Regions from separate parts of the Mus musculus genome. Here region 1 is linked to region 2. Evidence: chromatin loops called from intact Hi-C (ENCODE). Cell type or tissue: heart. All regions are shown on one strand. Links, peaks and the distances in the headings refer to the core of each region. The heading gives the core; the rest is flanking DNA.

What was found. A loop is a pair of places that touch in the nucleus more often than their neighbours do. Peaks named below come from ENCODE experiments on the same cell type or tissue, not always from the same donor. Only the 100,000 strongest peaks of a DNase experiment are listed, where the experiment ranks them.
Region 1: a loop joins it to region 2, with 2.1 times the contacts of the local background. A loop is called at or near these places in 4 of 42 quality-filtered maps.

What each region holds. Positions count from the first base shown.
Region 1 is chr12:73,282,709-73,290,805 of GRCm38, reverse strand. Trmt5 (TRM5 tRNA methyltransferase 5) reads left to right here and starts at 4,095. Exons shown (of 5, transcript NM_029580.3): 1 at 4,095-4,122; 2 at 5,531-6,171; 3 at 8,070-8,097. The coding sequence starts at 4,118. Slc38a6 (solute carrier family 38, member 6) reads right to left here and starts at 3,958. Exons shown (of 16, transcript NM_001037717.3): 1 at 3,774-3,958; 2 at 2,283-2,413. The coding sequence starts at 3,881. In heart, for the core only: no CTCF peak of the experiment used is centred there; DNase peaks (open chromatin) are centred at 2,995 and 3,965; H3K4me3 peaks cover 2,330 bases; H3K27ac peaks cover 2,091 bases.
Region 2 is chr12:73,404,688-73,412,784 of GRCm38, reverse strand. It overlaps D830013O20Rik (RIKEN cDNA D830013O20 gene), which reads left to right and starts at 3,222. Exons shown (of 4, transcript NR_046013.1): 1 at 3,222-3,382. Gm40442 (a long non-coding RNA gene) reads right to left here. Exons shown (of 3, transcript XR_872822.1): 2 at 6,802-6,913; 3 at 6,324-6,425. In heart, for the core only: a CTCF peak has its summit at 3,890; DNase peaks (open chromatin) are centred at 3,164, 3,994 and 4,414; H3K27ac peaks cover 368 bases.

The DNA of each region.
Region 1 (8,097 bases), core at 1,516-5,515, 120 kb after region 2:
ACACTGGCCCATGACTAACTCTTGAAAATAAATAAGCCCAGAACATAATGTTGGGCTCCAGGCGTTAAAGAAGTCTTATTTAGCAGCCTAAGACAGGAGAAGGATATTTTATTTGCACCTAAAAAAATTGCTTTTAACTTGCCTGACTGATAAGTTTTGATTCACATTGGCCAGCCTGACACAAATGAGCTTGAACTTTTTAAAATCATAAATCAATTGTAGATCAAGTGTGTAGTGGCTATTCCTGGTTGTCAACTTGACAATATTTGGAATAAACTACAATCCGGAATTGGAAGGCTCAGCAGTGACCCTTATCTGGAGGCTTGGAGATCCTTATCTGGATCTTGGTTTGAAGATCTTGAGCCATAGTGGCTATGGATTCCAGAAGATTGAATCTCCGAGTTTAAGGAACACACCTTTAATCTGGGCTCCACCTTCTGCTGGAGACAATATAAGGACATTGGAAGAAGGGAGTCTAGCTCTTGCTCTTGCTCCTTCGCCTGCTTGCTGCGTGAGACTGAGTAACTGCTAGATCCTTGGACTTCCATTCACAGCTGCGACTGAACCATTGTTGGGAATTGGGCTGCCGACTGTAAGTCATCAATAAATTCCTTTACTATCTAGAGACTGTCCATAAGTTTTGTGACTCTAGAGAACCCTGACTAATACAAAGTGGTTTTTTTTTTTTTTTAGATTAGCCACATTTTTAGATTAATAAAAATCAACATCAGTCCTGTATTGCACAGTGATATCTGGGTTAACAATGAAGTCTCAGAGACAACATGGCTGTCCTCGTGTCATAGGGAACACATTATTCATGCTCACGGTGAAGCTGGGGAAAGCAGACTACTGCATTGCCAATCATATAATCATGAACGCAACACGTGCTTTTACATCTAGTACTGAATATCCACTAAGAAGAAGTAATACAATCCTCGGTTCCTGTATTTATTATACTATCATACTGTATTCTTTTAAAAAATCATGATTTTAGGGCACACTTTTTTTATTGTTGTGGCTGTTGGTTTGTTTGTTTTTTGAAGCAGGGTCTCACTTGAACTTATATGGCTGAGGAAGACCCTGAATTCCCCGATCTTCCTGTCTCTACCTCCCAACTACCAGGACCAGTCCTTCAGGGGCTTCAGAAAAGGCTTTGTTGTCACAGGCAAGGAGGCTGCAGCTGTGTCCTGCTCCCGAAACACCTCCCCATGAGCAAGGTGTGTAAACTGATCCTGGCTCTCGGGTAGTAAGTGTGCTTATGTCTGAGTTTTAAAGAAAAAGTTGGAAAAGGAAAATACGAGAATAAGAGTAGATTAAATTTAAAAAGCTTATGTAATAAGGACATATAGAAAGAAAAGTTTTATATGGTATATGGTGTATTTGTTTTTTAGGCTATTATAACAAGAATCAAAACATTGAAAAACAAAACACAAGGCCCTTAAAACGACTTCTCCAGTTCCTCTCAGCACGACGTCCAATCCAGGAACAGGTTTCTTCTTTCACTGGATCTTTTTTGCATGTGTTGATAAACAAATACGATTACATTACAACTGCTGCGGCATTTACTATACTAGCACGTGGACTGCACTATATTAGGTGATTTTTTTAGCCTATGAGCAACAGGCAATACTGTATAGATGTGTAGAAGGTTTTACCATCTAGGTTTGTTTAAGTATACTCTATAAGGATCACCCAGGAACGAAAAAGCATTGCCGCACTTCAGAACTATTAGCCATGGCTACTCCACTTGGTACCCTCTCCCCCTTTTAGTTAAACAATAACAATTCCTAAAGTAACTTGTTTTCTAGATCCTTACCCACTGTGCCCTATGGACCCCAGTCATGTCTGACCAGGAAAGCTGCTTATCTATCACATGACATCCTAACCACTTACCTTATCTCCAAAGCTTCCCCTAGCAACAACCTGCCCAAAAGGGACAATGCTCAGTGGCCTTCCCTTTCTTTTTTGTGCCCTATAAGCCCTTGGGTTCTGATTCTTACACCAGAGCCCCGCTTTGCTGGTGCTGTTTTAAAGCCCACGCTATCTTAGAGCCCCGGGGTTCCTTTCTTGAGGTTCCTACATGAATGCCCACCCCCTCAAGCCATGCATGACTGTAGGGAGCATTCCTCCAAAGCACAGAACTAGATAGGCACAAGGGGAACAAAACAGCATTAAAACCCCAGAAGTAATCCAACTAGAAATTGTAGACCGGTAACTTCTGGAATCAAAATTCCTTATCAAAATGGAACCGTGTGATGACAAAATATGGAAACAGGCCTCACCTAAATCCAAGGATACCCGTGTTAGCCATCACATACGCCAAACCAAGGATGCCGCTTCCCATGATGGCGTTCATCACGTTAAAGACGGAGAGACCAAAGGAAGCACCGGAGGATCCCTGCCTGTGAGGTTCCTGGAAACACACCATTTACCCACATTAAATGCCTGAGGAAGGAAGTTAAAGTGTGCTGAGCCATTCTACACACTTGAGGAATCGTGTGAACACTAATTAACCAGGACGTGGCTAGTTCTTTCGCCCATGTAACACAGGCTAGTCTCATTGGAGAAGAGGGGATCTCAATTGGGAGAATGCCCTAAAGAGACTGGCCAAGACACGGCCTGTTTTAGGTGGGGGCATCCCTGAGCAGGCAGGCCTTCCTGGGGATGAAGGAGAGCAAACTGAGCAAGCCAGTAGGGGCAAGTCAATATTTCCTCCGGGTCTCCCGTTTCAGTTTCTGCCTCCAGATTCCTGCCCTGACTTTCCTTCAAGACGGACTGTAGCTGTAAGATGAAATAAGCCCTTCCCTTCCCAAGTTGCTTTCCGTCATAGGAGTTATTACCCCAAGGAAAAGCACATTTGGACATAACACTTGTTCCTTTCCCTCCGTTCTGACCTATTGGTGCAACTCAAGGAAACGAGTCTTCCAGGAAAATTACTTCCTCCCATGCAGGGCCCAGCTGGCTTCAGTGGGAGCCACAGCCTTGTGACTTCAAGAGATCAAGATAGGGTGGAGACAGAGGAGGAACGGGCCTCAGTCACGTGCTTCCTGAAGAATCCCAGTGTCAGCATGGAACTTCTGTCCCTAACTCTTCTTCCTCAAGTACGAGGACCGCAATAAACTAACCTTTTGTTTATATGCCTAATGAATTAAGTCGATTAGCAGGAATATCTTACAGGGACAACATAAACCAAACCATCAGCTGTTACAGTCCAGGGATTCATAAAAAGTGGAGTGGCAGGACTGGAAAGCAGCTCTGAGTTAGGGAGTTTTTCTAGCATGCCCAAGGCCCTCCTAGGCTGGACATTCAAGACCGAAGAGGCTCCGGGGCCCCCGGGCACACACAGCCCACTACACCGGCTTTAGGTTAAGGACGAGCAATGTGCACATTACCAGAGACCTCTCCTCATCTTCACTTACAGGGACTTGAGTATTAAAGTGCCTATAGCTCATCTTTCCCTTGGCCCCATGATTAAATCCAGAAAAGAAACATCGTGTGATGTTCTTGCAAGACCTCACAAGGCTAGAGGAGACAGAGGCGACAATGACACAAAGCAATGGTGAGTCACAAAACCGAGGCTCATCCCGCTGGTGTTCCAAGCCTCTCACTATTGACTGAGTGCTCCATGCTGCTGCCACATTCCAAACTCGCCTGGGGTCAGTGGTTCGGGCCCCACCCCAGGGTCAGTCCCCTGCAGTCCAAGGCTCCTCTTGCAAGCCCTGAAAGATACCGAAGCGCACAGGAACCCAGCGCAGCCAGTAAAGCCCACTTACGTTGCTTAGCAACGGACTCCACTCGTCTGCAGCCACCGCCTCCTCTGGCTGCTGGGCAGAGACGTACCAGCCTGGCTCCGCTTGGATGCTGTGCCGGGACGCCTGCATGGTGCTCCGCGACCGACTGCTAAGTAAATCACGGAGCCGCTTCCCCTAACCCCAAGCGCCCCGGCTGAGCGGCTTCAGAGGCGGAGCTACGGGCTTGGCCCTTCCGGGCTCTCGTAGCAAATCGCGGGCCCGGAAGAGAGGTGCGAGTCCACAGGGTCGGACTCTACGCTGCCTTCGCGGCCAGCAGTGATGACGTCACCAGCCTCCGACGCCCTATTTCCGAGCTGCACCAGAGCATGAGGTGAGGGGTTCGGGTCTGAAGCCGGCCTCGGGTGACGCTGGCCCTGGAAAGGTGCAGCTGGTGAGGGGGCAGTAGTGTCCCGGGTGATGTAGAAAACCTGACGGTACCGCGGCGGGACTCGTGCTCTTCTTTCTTGCCCAATGAGCGCAAAAAGGCCACCAGGTCATTCATCTCCTTGTCCACCGGCCGCTAAGCCGAGGCCGGAGCCCTTGGGTAGGGGGCTGGTCAAATGCATGGTGAGGGCTGATGCACCCAGTGGTAGGATTGGATAGCATGAGAAGTGCCGGGATTAGGTTCCCATTACCACAAAAATCTTTTCATAGTTTAAACCACATATTACAGATGGAAAACGGACGCCTACATTTACTTCAAACAACACAGTAAAGCCTTGTCAAAATACTGAAGCTTTTAGTTATAGGCATGGCATATGGCAGTACACTATGATAGACATCCTAACAGTATACTAAGGTCATATGGGAAGGGACAAATCTCATGTATCCAGACCAACCTGGAGGATGACTTTAATTTCTGATCTGCTTTCTGAGTGCCTGCACCACTGTGCCCAGGCTATGTAGTGCTGAAAGCCCATGAATTTGCTTGTGCTTGCTAGGTACACTTCTAGCTAAACTGTATCCCCAGCTTTCAGGTCATTTTTAACCAAGCTTTTGTTTTTTTTTTTGTTTGTTTGTTTGTTTGTTTGTTTTTGAGGTCTGGTCTCAAATGCATCCCAGGCTGGCCTTGAACTTTTAATCCTCCTATTTCCTCATGCTGAGATTACAGGTAGGCACCACCATGCCTGATATTATGTGCTGTTAGGGATGACCCCAGGACCTCATGCGTGCTAGGCAAGCTTTCTACCAGTGAGCTACATTTTAAGACCTTAATGAACGTTTAAGCCTTGCCAAGCCACTTAGCAGCCACATAACTTTGGGTGATTAACTTACCCCTTAGCTTACAAACTTCATAACACAGCTTCTGATACAACAGCCCGTTGAATAAATAAAATAAGATCTCCTAAGAATATCCCAGTAAGTATTACCATTGGTGGCATCACATATAGTGATCATTTCATTTAGAGATGACCCTTAACTCAAATTTCATACTTCCTATTCTATGTGTATTCTGTCGAAATTTGTGAGCAGAGTTCTTTGGGTATAGGGAGATTGCTAGACCACTAATTTTTCTGTTATAGGGGCAAATAGACTGAAAATGCAAATGTATTATTTACCAGGGACAGTGATCATTCTAACCTGCAAGAGAGACTGCCCTCCCTTGCCATCCAAACCTTTTGTCAGCACTTGGCAGGTGACTTGAAAGATAATTTATATTTTCATCCTCAAAAGCCATTGTGAATGTGTTCACATGTAGCTTGATGGTGTTTGGTGTTTTGTTTTGTTATTTTCCCCAGAATCGTATGGAAGCTATTTGGATTCTCAAGAAGACTTTTGCAAGTGGAATGGTGTCACCCCAGTGAATCAATATTGTTGTTTACCCTGGTGCCGAGACTTAGGAAAGCGCCTTCTGTTTTCTTGTTGGGTCAAAGACAAGGACTCTCAACCATGCCAGAAATAGAAGCAAGTGTGAGAGATAGTGAATTATTTTCACCACCCTCTGACGTTCGAGGAATGAGAGAACTTGATAGAACAGCTTTTAAGAAGACAGTGTCCATCCCTGTGCTTAAAGCGAGGAAAGAAGTAGTCAACAGATTGATGCGAGCCCTCAGGAGAGTAGCCCTGCAGCGCCCGGGCATAAAGCGAGTGATTGAGGATCCCAAGGATGAAGACAGTAGGCTGATCATGTTGGACCCCTACAGGATGCTTACTGCTGATTCCTTTGACAAAGCAGAACTCGGAGTTTTAAAAGAACTTGATGTCAGCCCACAGTTATCCCAGTACAACTTGGAACTAACATATGAAAATTTTAAGTCAGAAGAAATTTTGAAAGCTGTGCTTCCTGAAGGTCAAGATGTAACCTCTGGATTCAGCAGGGTTGGGCATATTGCACACCTGAATCTCCGAGATCACCAGCTGCCCTTCAAGCATTTAATTGGTAGGTGGATTACAGTCAGATTCATACTCTAGAAAAAAAGTGACATTCTAGTTTTAGTGCTTAATTTTTTTATTTCAAAATGCTAACTTAAAGAAACAGGGTAAAAAAAAAAAAAGCAGGGTAGTTTAGTTTTTATTTGAAACCAAATCAGAAGCACCTTCCCCCTTTTTGAAAAACATTTTGGAATATCTTCTTTGTAGTCATAGTGTTGGCAGAGACTTTTGGGCCTACACACACACACACACACACATACTCTTACTCTCTCTCTCTCTCTCTCTCTCTCTCTCTCTCTCTCTCTCTCTCCAACCACTTTGTTATATTGAACAAAATCCTTTTGGTCCAAAAAGCCATTAGGCCTTTGGGACATTGGTCAGTACAAGGTTTTGAAATTTGGTGTTTCAGAGTCACATATACAATGCTAGTGACTTAGCTAGTAATTTAGCTAATTAAGCCTCTTCTTTATGGTAAACACTTTAAAACTTTCTTAAGTGCTCCTAGCCTTTTAGAAACTGCTATGTACACCCTACTATTGTAGCTCCAGGGAAACCCACAGCCTTTATTATTTGGATAGAAGGATAATCAAAATCACATTTTATATAAATACTTGGTATACATGCATTCTGTAGGTTACTCTTTTTAATACAGTAATTTTCAAAACATGTGGGAATTATTCCCAGCTTTAAAATGTAGCATTCAGTATTTTGCATCGATTGGACTTGATAATGCCCTTCTGCTTCCTCTCTCTTCATTGACAAAAGACATTAATACTGCACAGTGGGGACTCAGCTCAGGGTCATATGTGGGCTTTCATATAATACCCTAACTTAAAACTATGTTTCTCCTAAAATGGTGGTGGTGCATAAGGGTTAAAAGTGAAACATTTCTGGCTGGGGACATAGCTCAGCTGCCATACCAAGTCCAAAGCCCTACGGCTTTCCTATGGAATTATAGAAATGCTTTTAATGTTTTAAAATTTTATTTAAAACTAACTTTTATGTCTTAGAAGTAAGTGAAAGGCAACCCATCCATGAATATATGGGACACAAAGTTGGGTGGGTAGGGAAGTCGAGTGCATCTGGGAGGAGTTGGGGGAACAGGTTCATAGCTTCAAAAAGTTTTAATTGAGTTCAGATATGATAAGTAGAACACAATAAGGCAGCCATTGATTATTTTACATATTCTGAATTCTGATAATCTCATTGTATTTCATCAAATTTATATTCAGTACATTTTTCTAACTTAAAGATGAAGTTCTTTCTTTATGAAATGAGAACATAGATCTCTATAAAATTTCCAAGTGTTGACAAAAAGATAGAGACTTAATTAAAGATTTTAACAGTAAGTCATTTCTGATGTATATTATTGTCTTTGTAGCCTTTCTGCTAGGATAAATGTTTGACTAAATGACCAATTTAAGTAGAAGAACATTTTTAATTTAGGTCAGCCTCTGAAGAACCTTTGTCTCCTTGGCTGTAAACATTGCTTGCTGATACACATCCCTAAACTGTAGGCATGTGCTTCAGACCCACAGCAAAAGAAACCTTTGGTGTGAAGCCAGCAGAACAAGCATATGGCTTTCTTCGCTTTCTAGCGTTTCTGGGGCCATTTGTTGTCAGGGTCTTCACAGCTTCTCATTCCATTGTCAGTTTCATATGGTCGACCCTTTTGCTTCTATTTGAATAAGTTTAAAGAAAATGAGGAAAAACAATAGACCACAAGCCCTCAAAAATTTGCTTTAAAGATATCCATAAATTTTCTGTATGTACTTTAATTTTAGAATTGTGGGTAGAATTACACATACCGAGTACAGTTTTTATTTGTAAACCAAAAGAAAATGTAATTCGTTTATGTTAAATTGTTTAGTTTTCGTTTCACAGTCATGAATTTTCACCTTTTAGGCCAAGTTATGGTTGACAAAAACCCAGG
Region 2 (8,097 bases), core at 2,373-6,372:
GCATGCCGGCCTGTGAAAACTGATAGTGTTCATCTCTCTCCAGCCCTGACTTTGGTGACCTGGTGGTGGTGGTTTGCAATGGCATTGGTGGGATGGTTTACACCACAGGAATTGGCAGCCCTTAAGAGTCAGGTGCTAAACATTTGCCAGCACATCACTGTGACAAGATCATCTTCCTTAGGGCTGGAACCTCAGTCAAAATGGGGTTCTCTAAGCTAGGAGGAGGATGTTGGTGGATCCAGAATTTGCAAATAGCTGTGTGCACATGAAGCTTGTGTGCTGCTCACTGGATATCCAATGCAATGCTAGAAAGAGCCTATGCAGCGGGTTCTTGTTGTTGTTATTGTTGTTGTTTTGAGACAAGGTTTTCTGTGTAACCCTGGCTGTCCTAGAACTTGCTCTGTAGACAAGGCTGACCTCAAACTCAGAAATCCATTTGCCTCCCTAGTCCTGGGATTAAAGATTGTCTGCCACCACACCTGGCTGCTTCTGCTTCTCTTCTTCTTCTTCTTCTTCTTCTTCTTCTTCTTCTTCTTCTTCTTCTTCTTCTTCTTCTTCTTCTTCTTCTTCTTCTTCTTCTTCTTCTTCTTCTTCTTCTTCTTCTTCTTCTCCTTCTCCTCCTCCTCCTCCTCCTCCTCCTCCTCCTCCTCCTTCTTTTTCTTTCTATTATCTCTTTCACATTCGATAATTACAGTGGTTTTATGACATCCTAAAACAATCCGGGGCTGGGGTTGTAGCTCAGTTGATGGAGTGCTTGTTTAAAATGCACTGAGTCCTAAGTTTGACCTTAGCACTGCAGAAACTGGGCATGGTGGTACATGCCTGTACTCCCAGCACGTGGAAGGTAGAGGCAAGAGAATCAGAAGCTAAGGAGCATCCTCAGCCACACGCCAAGTTTCAGACCAGCCTAGGCTCCGCGAGAATACCTTCCCCAAACAACAAACAAATATACTCAGAAGATGACTCAGTGATAAGAGAACTGGTGCTCTTGCAGAGGTCCTGGGTTCAATTCCCAGCACCCACATGGCAGCTCACAGCTGTCTAAAACTCCACTTAAGGATTTGATACCCGTTGGCTGACAGATTCACATGCAGGTAAAACACATCTACGCGTAGAACAAAATAAAAATAATAAATTTAAAGCACAGAAACGAACACCTGCCAGGTAGGTTTGACCTCTAAGAAAGTTCCTAGTTTCTTGTGGTTGATGTGGTTCTCTCTCTCTCTCTCTCTCCTTGGTGTCGGTTATGAGAGAAAAGGCTCTTCCTGCTTCTTCCTCTGGATGTCAGGCTCAGTACATTTGGGGCAGAAACAATACACCTGCCTTAACAGCTACAGTAACCTGATGCAAGTGGTCTGAGTACACTGACAGAACATGAGGAGATAGTCCACTCAGCAGCCTAGCCCAGAGGTTGGCAACTGTAACCCATGAGCTAAGAGTGCTTTTTTTTTTAACCTATTTTAAAATGGTTATAAAAACCCCCAAAGAATACTATTTTGTCATATTAAAGTAATGTGAAATTCCAACTGCAGTGTCCATAAATAATGTTTTATCGGAACACAGCCACACGTGTTTATTTGCATAGCATCTGTGGCTGTCCTCACACATAATGACAGAGTGGAGAAGCTGCAGCAGAGGTCACGTGACCAGCAAAGCTTCTCTTGGTTCCCAGCCAGCCCTTTCTGGAAAAAGGTTGCCAAGTCGTCACCTAATGTGTTCCAGTTGCTTGAAAAATCTAATGTCATGAGAAACGCTGTCTATTGTTTTTAATATTTTACTTCTTTGATTTACGTGTGTGTGTGTGTGTGTGTGTGTGTGTGTGTGTGTACATGTGTACAAACGCCATGGTGCATATGTGGAGGTCAGAGGAGAACTTTCATGAGTCAGGTTTTTTTTTTTTTCCACCGAGGGGATCCCACAGATCAATTCTGGTTGTCAGGCTTAGCCTCAAGCACCTTTGCCCAAGTCAGCCATCTTTCTAGTCCAATACTTCATCTCTCAATGCCACAGCAGAATGTCCCCAACTGGACAGACATCAAAAAGTGACTTACAGCCTGGTTAACCTGTGACTCCACAGGCTTTAGCTCAAGAACTGATAGCTGTGGCCAGGTAGGTGCCTTTCTCTTCATGACAAGTGACCAGATCTAGTGAGCCTTCATGCTGCATTGAAACATGTATTTATTGTGGTATTTCTACCTTGTACCCACTCATATTCTGGAATGCTACTTGCTTTATTCAAGCAACCTACATCTAACCTATGTTTAGAATGCTGTTTGTTTGTTTGTTTGTTTGTTTTGAGAGGTCTCTTCATGCAGCCCAGGTTGCCCTTGCGCTCACAGCAGTCTTCCTCGGTTGCCTGTTGAGGGATGGGATTAAAGGGTGTGAGCCGTCACACTCTGCCTGTTCAGTATTTTGATTGCTCTGCTAGTGCTCTGAATCTGTGGAGGCTGGAGCATCGTTTACTTCCTAAGCACAAGAACCTTGGCTAGTTCTCAGCTGTACCAGCCATGACGCGGCCTGCCTACGGCTTGGGACTTTCATCCTCAAAAGTCCAATAACAGTATATTCCTAGCGGGGTTTTGAGAGGTGTCAATGAATCATGTAAAGGACTTAGTCTAGTGCTTGAGGGCATAGATGCTCAAAAGTGGTGACATAGACTCCTTGCAACATTCTGTCCCTTGGAAAGGACAGCAGAGACTGCTCCCACAAACACTGCAGACCCATCTCTAACCCTCAAAAGTCCCCAGCCACCTAGCCTAAGGCTCTGGGGGGCTGCAGAGTCCAGGGCAACAGCAACTCCATGCAGCAGCCTGGATGCTCTGAGAAGCATGCCTGGCAGCCAAGGGTTTGCCAGCACCTCCTGCTGCTGGCTGCCACATTTGGAGCTGAAACCTAAGCATTGTGGCTTACATCATTGCCCTCTGGGCAGCATGGTGGGTGTGTGACACTGCCCACTCTTCCTCCTTGTCACCAGCATATGGCGAGATGGGAGGGGGACTGAACTCACAAGGGGGATGTCATGGTGTTTTCCGGTGTGCTCTCTATAGATGCTAGACTACACCTGTGTCCCAGTGCTTCCCAGGGCTTTGAGTGAGAGTGTCGTTGCCAAGGAATGTTGGCTACTGCAGCTAGCTAGATTGTGTGGCACTTCCCAGCCTCTCTCCTGCTCCATCTTGGCTGTGTTCCTGCCATTCTCATGCCAGAGGACATCACTGCCCTGATGTTGCACAAGGACAACATGGGGGCACAAGAGCGTTGGCTTGTTTCTCTTTTGAATTCCTGATTCAGAAAGCAATGGGTTCAGGGTCTTGGTGGATTGTGATTGATCTACTCCTGTGGAGAGAAACTCCAACCTCCTGGAGTCTCTTGCCAAGACATCAAGGTAAGATTTACGGAAAGGAAAGAGGAAATGAAGGAAGAAAAGAAGAAAGAAAGGAAGGGAGGGAGGGAGGGAGGGAGGGAGGGAGGAAAGAAGGAAGGAAAGAAGGAAGAAGAGTAGATGGTGGGTCAGATGAGAAAGGCTTGACTTTATTGCTATGACCTAGTCCTGTTCTAGCGGGAGAACATGATCCAGGTGAGAATCCTATGCCTAGCCTATGGTGCAGGCTATACAGAAATTGCTGAAGATGCCACAGTCAAAAGCCATCATCACTGACAACAGGTGCAGGGGGAGAGGGTAAGTGGAGCCTCCTCACCTTTGCCACCTCAAGCCAGGGTGCACACAGCACGAAGGGTCCCATATGTTCTATGAAGGGGCGGGAAGATGAACCGGGAGAAGGGTAAAAAACGACCTTGTCACTCTGGCTTCATGAATCTCTGGGAGGGAGACATCTCTTCTGCTGGTGACCCCGGTAGAGCCACCCAATGGTGAACCTGAGTATTGAGAGTCTCCAGGGCTCTACCCAATGGCGCAGTGCTAAAACCTTGGTTGCTTTTCTGGCAGTGGGGATACACACTGTCGCAAGGGCTAGGGGCTGTTGTCTGCCAGCTCGTGGCCACAGGCCCACGCTCCCTGAGGTGTGAGGGGGTGATGAACAGTGATAGATTGCTCTCTCTGGGATCTCTGCCCAGTGGCCTGGCACAGCTGGAATGTCCTTGGCCAGGTCTTTGTGAGCAGTCAGTCAGGAGATGGGTCGCATGATCAGACAGCTTGGGCTTGCTGGGGGATTTTTTTTTCTCCAGGTTTTAGAATCATCCAGGGTCATCTGAATGCCCTTGCAGCTCTTGTTAAATCCCTTAGGATCAGCTCTGAGTTCCAATTGTTCAGCTTGTGCTAAATTTGTTTAGCCTAAGTGGGCATACCCAAGGAGTAAATGTGTCAACGCTGCTGTATTCCCATCTGTCACGGAAGGGGAAGTGCACTCAGAAAAGGGGTAGCCGGTGTCCCTTGACCACCTTTCACGTGTTTCACCTTTCACACCCTTGGCCACCGTGAACTCACTCCCGGATGATGCACCTGCTCTGGACTATCCTCGTAGCAAACCTTTACTATGCAACGCCCCCTCCCTCCAAATCTGCCAAACTCAAGTGGCCTTACTCCTGCAAAGTGTTCCCTGAGACCTAGCTCGTTTTAAACACCGGAGAAACCACAGAAGCCTCGTTACTGCCCTATGGAACTCAAGTGGCCTTACTCCTGCAAAGTGTTCCCTGAGACCTAGCTCGTTTTAAACACCGGAGAAACCACAGAAGCCTCGTTACTGCCCTATGGCTGTGACAAAAATACCATGATCAAGGTGCTTTTAAAAGAAAGGGCGTATTTGGGCTTCTGGCTTCAGAGGGTTAGAGTCCGAAGGAGCAAAGATGTGGCAGCTAGAACTGGTGAGAACTCGTATCTCCATCCCTGAGAGGGAGGTAGGGTTAACTCAGAATGGTGCAAGGCTTTAGAAACTTCAAAGCCCATCCCCACCGACATACCTCCTCCAGTAAGGCTACCCTATCCCCTTGTCCCTAAACAGCCAGCAGCTGGAGACCAGGGTTTTAAACATATACACCTATGGAGGCTGGTCTCATTCAACCTACCACAGAGCCCTCATCTCTACCTGATTAATAAGTGACGATTAAGCCCCCGAGTCAGGTACTGCCAGTCCAGAAGAACACAAGATGTCTCCCTTTCCTGCCTTAGTGAATGTGAGAAGATGCACGGGCCCAGTACATACTTTGAAGGCGATGAGCAGGAAGCTGGAGGCAAACACCAAGGACTAAAGTGGAAAAGCCAGTGTAGGTGGGAACACAGTAAGTTCAGGGAAAATTAGTAGATAAAAGGAACCTGGTCCAGGCAGAGGGTGTCATGTGCTCCGAGAAATCACTAGGCAGGAGGCACAAATCCCATCTTTGACTGAAAGACAGACAGCCTCAGAACTCCGTGGAAAATAGATTACTGGAAGGAGGTACACAGTAGTCCAGACTCAGAATATTTTATGTATGTATGTATATGTGTGTAATATTGTATGTGTGTGATATATTGATATATATATATAGTATTGTATGTATTATGTATGTATGTATGTGTGTGTATATATATATATGTGTGTGTGTGTGTGTGTGTGTGTGTGTGTGTTTTCTGTTGTACTGGGACTAAATCAAGAAGCCTTGTGCATGAGCACTCTGGCATGAACTCCATCCCCAGCAGTTCATTTGATTTTTAAATCTCTTGGTAGAGGGGCACTTGCCTCCTTCTCGTTGGTTCGCTTCCTCCCTTCCAAAGCCGAGTCAGACGCAGGTCTTAGTTTGCTCATTTGTATCTGCAGCGACAGGCCATTCAATGGATCCCAGGTGGATGGATGAGATGTGTAGTTGGTGCTCAACTTGCTGAGCAGATTTCAGGCCCATCCCCCTTTTCCCTTCCCTTTCCAAAGGGGAGGAAGAGCATAGAGATCCAAACAGCCAGAGAAACTGCCTTGACCTTCGTCCTGAGGTAACCCTGGCACCTGAGACACAAAGTCTGAAGGCCTGGAACTGCTTGGGGCTCCCAGTGCCTTTCCAGGTGGTAGAGATGCCAAGGTAGTACTCTGCAAGATCAAGCACCTTTTATGGCCTCATCCGAGTCTTGGACACAAGACTTAAGTTTGCCATAGTCTTCTTACAACAATTTACAAATGGTTGCCCTATGTACAATACTGCCCAGTTAAAACAAGTTAAGTACTTTATGCCATGAACAGAATGTGATCTGCGGCAACAAGCATCACTCACGGGCATCTTTTTCTATTTCAGTTCAATTCCGGTTTCTGCATTAGGCACCGGGAGCCAGGAAGGACAGTACAGCCCTGGCTTCAGAGAGCTTATAGCTGCAGAAAACCAAACAAGCTCAGAAGCAAATAAATGATACAAAGTATTTTAATTGCTGTAGTGTAGACATCAGTTCAGCCGTGCATACAGCGACTGTCTCTCCTGGAGGTGAAGAGGCGTGGAGATGAGGAAGTGATCCACTAAGGAGGGAAAGAGCATTTATCAAGCTCGTAGGCGAGGGGAAGGGCCCTGAAAGTTAGAGTTCTCTTGACAAACAGGCAATGGGGCTGGGAGTGTAAGTCACACCAGCTGTAAGGGTATTTGTTAAGGTTCAAGTATCCTAGGCTGAGACAGATGAACCCATACGGCAGGGCTTGGGCTGGGGTGCTGGGCTCGAGAGCTTTGAATTGACCATTGGCATAGACAGCCCCTGAAGGGTTGTAGGTAGGGCACAGGGTGGCAACGGCAAGTTTACTCCAGGGAAGGGTTGCTGGGCTGGCAGGATGGGGACTAGAAGAGAAGGAGTTCAACCCAGGAAGCCAGGAAATCAAACCAGGCACAAGAGAGGTTGGTCACCTGGAAAGAGAATGACGATTCTGTAGGCAGAGCGCTGTTGCCTTCACCAGGTGCACAATGCTGACTGAGCGACGGGGCTCGAGAAGTAGAACCAACCAGTCTCAGTGCTACCCTGGGAGTGAAGGAGGAAGTCTTTTATGTCCTGCAAAGGGCAGTTCACAGTGTTGCTATACAGGCCAGCCCTGGGCAGAGGCCACATGCTGTTTGCTTGGTGGAGTGTGCAGATGGAGTTTGAATATGCAGCTGGGGTTTTCTCTGCACATGTGCAAGGTCACGTGTGGCGTGGGACACAGTAGGTGCCTGGATTAAAAAGGTCTTCGCTTGTCTCATAATATCAGAGCCAGACCTGGAGACAACGTGCAGGGTTACCTTCTTAAGAGATCTGAAATCTTCTCTTTTCTAGACTAATTACAGAATCATCCCCACCCTGCTTCATGCAGCTTGCTCTGACTCAGTCTCTGTGACCCTCACCATCTTCGTTATCCAGCTCTGATTGACATTAAACTTTGCCAGACTGGGAACTGGCATACTTGCAGTGGGCTCTTTACAATCAGGGAGACTGGATTCAGTTACGAAGGCATTGATGGTGTCTAGAAGTGATTCGGGGTTGGAGTTGGTAGGAGAAAAGAGGAGCTAGCTGCTAGGGCAGAGGTCTCAAACTGTAGCTCAGAGAAGCGAATGGAGTGGGGGAGGGGTATAGGCATTCAGTGTCTACATCTATGAGGCTCCCAAAGACAGAGGTGAGGTCCACTCCACCTTCCTAACCCTGATTTCCCGTACTTTTTCTCTGGTGTCTTTTATAAAAGCCAGTAGGTTTTCCTGTCTCCCTCCCCCTGTCTCTATCGTAACGCAATGCCTTCTCCGGGGGTGCCGCAGCCATCTGGCTATCTTCTCTGTGTCTGGCCACCTCATCAATTCATCATCCCCTTTATAATCTCATCTGAAAACATATCCTTTCTTGTTTGCTTCTTAATTTCTCCCTCCTCCGGCCACTTCTTTCTCTTTCTCTGAGACTTTATTATGACTTTACAGAACCCCAGAGGATAGATTGCCTAGGAAATATGCACTGTAAAGTAAACGCATATGGCCCTATCTCTCAGTTGTCCAGATCTAGCCCAGCTGTGCAACTTCACAGCCCAACAGCTTGGTGATATGGCACTGGCTTAAAAGCCACCTTGTTACCTTGCGAGGACTTCCATGGCATTCCTTGTGTGCCGTTAACCTTAGATGTCCGTGATGCAGACGGTAGTAGGCTCAGTGGTTTAGCAAGACCAGACCCCTGACAAGGCAAGCGTG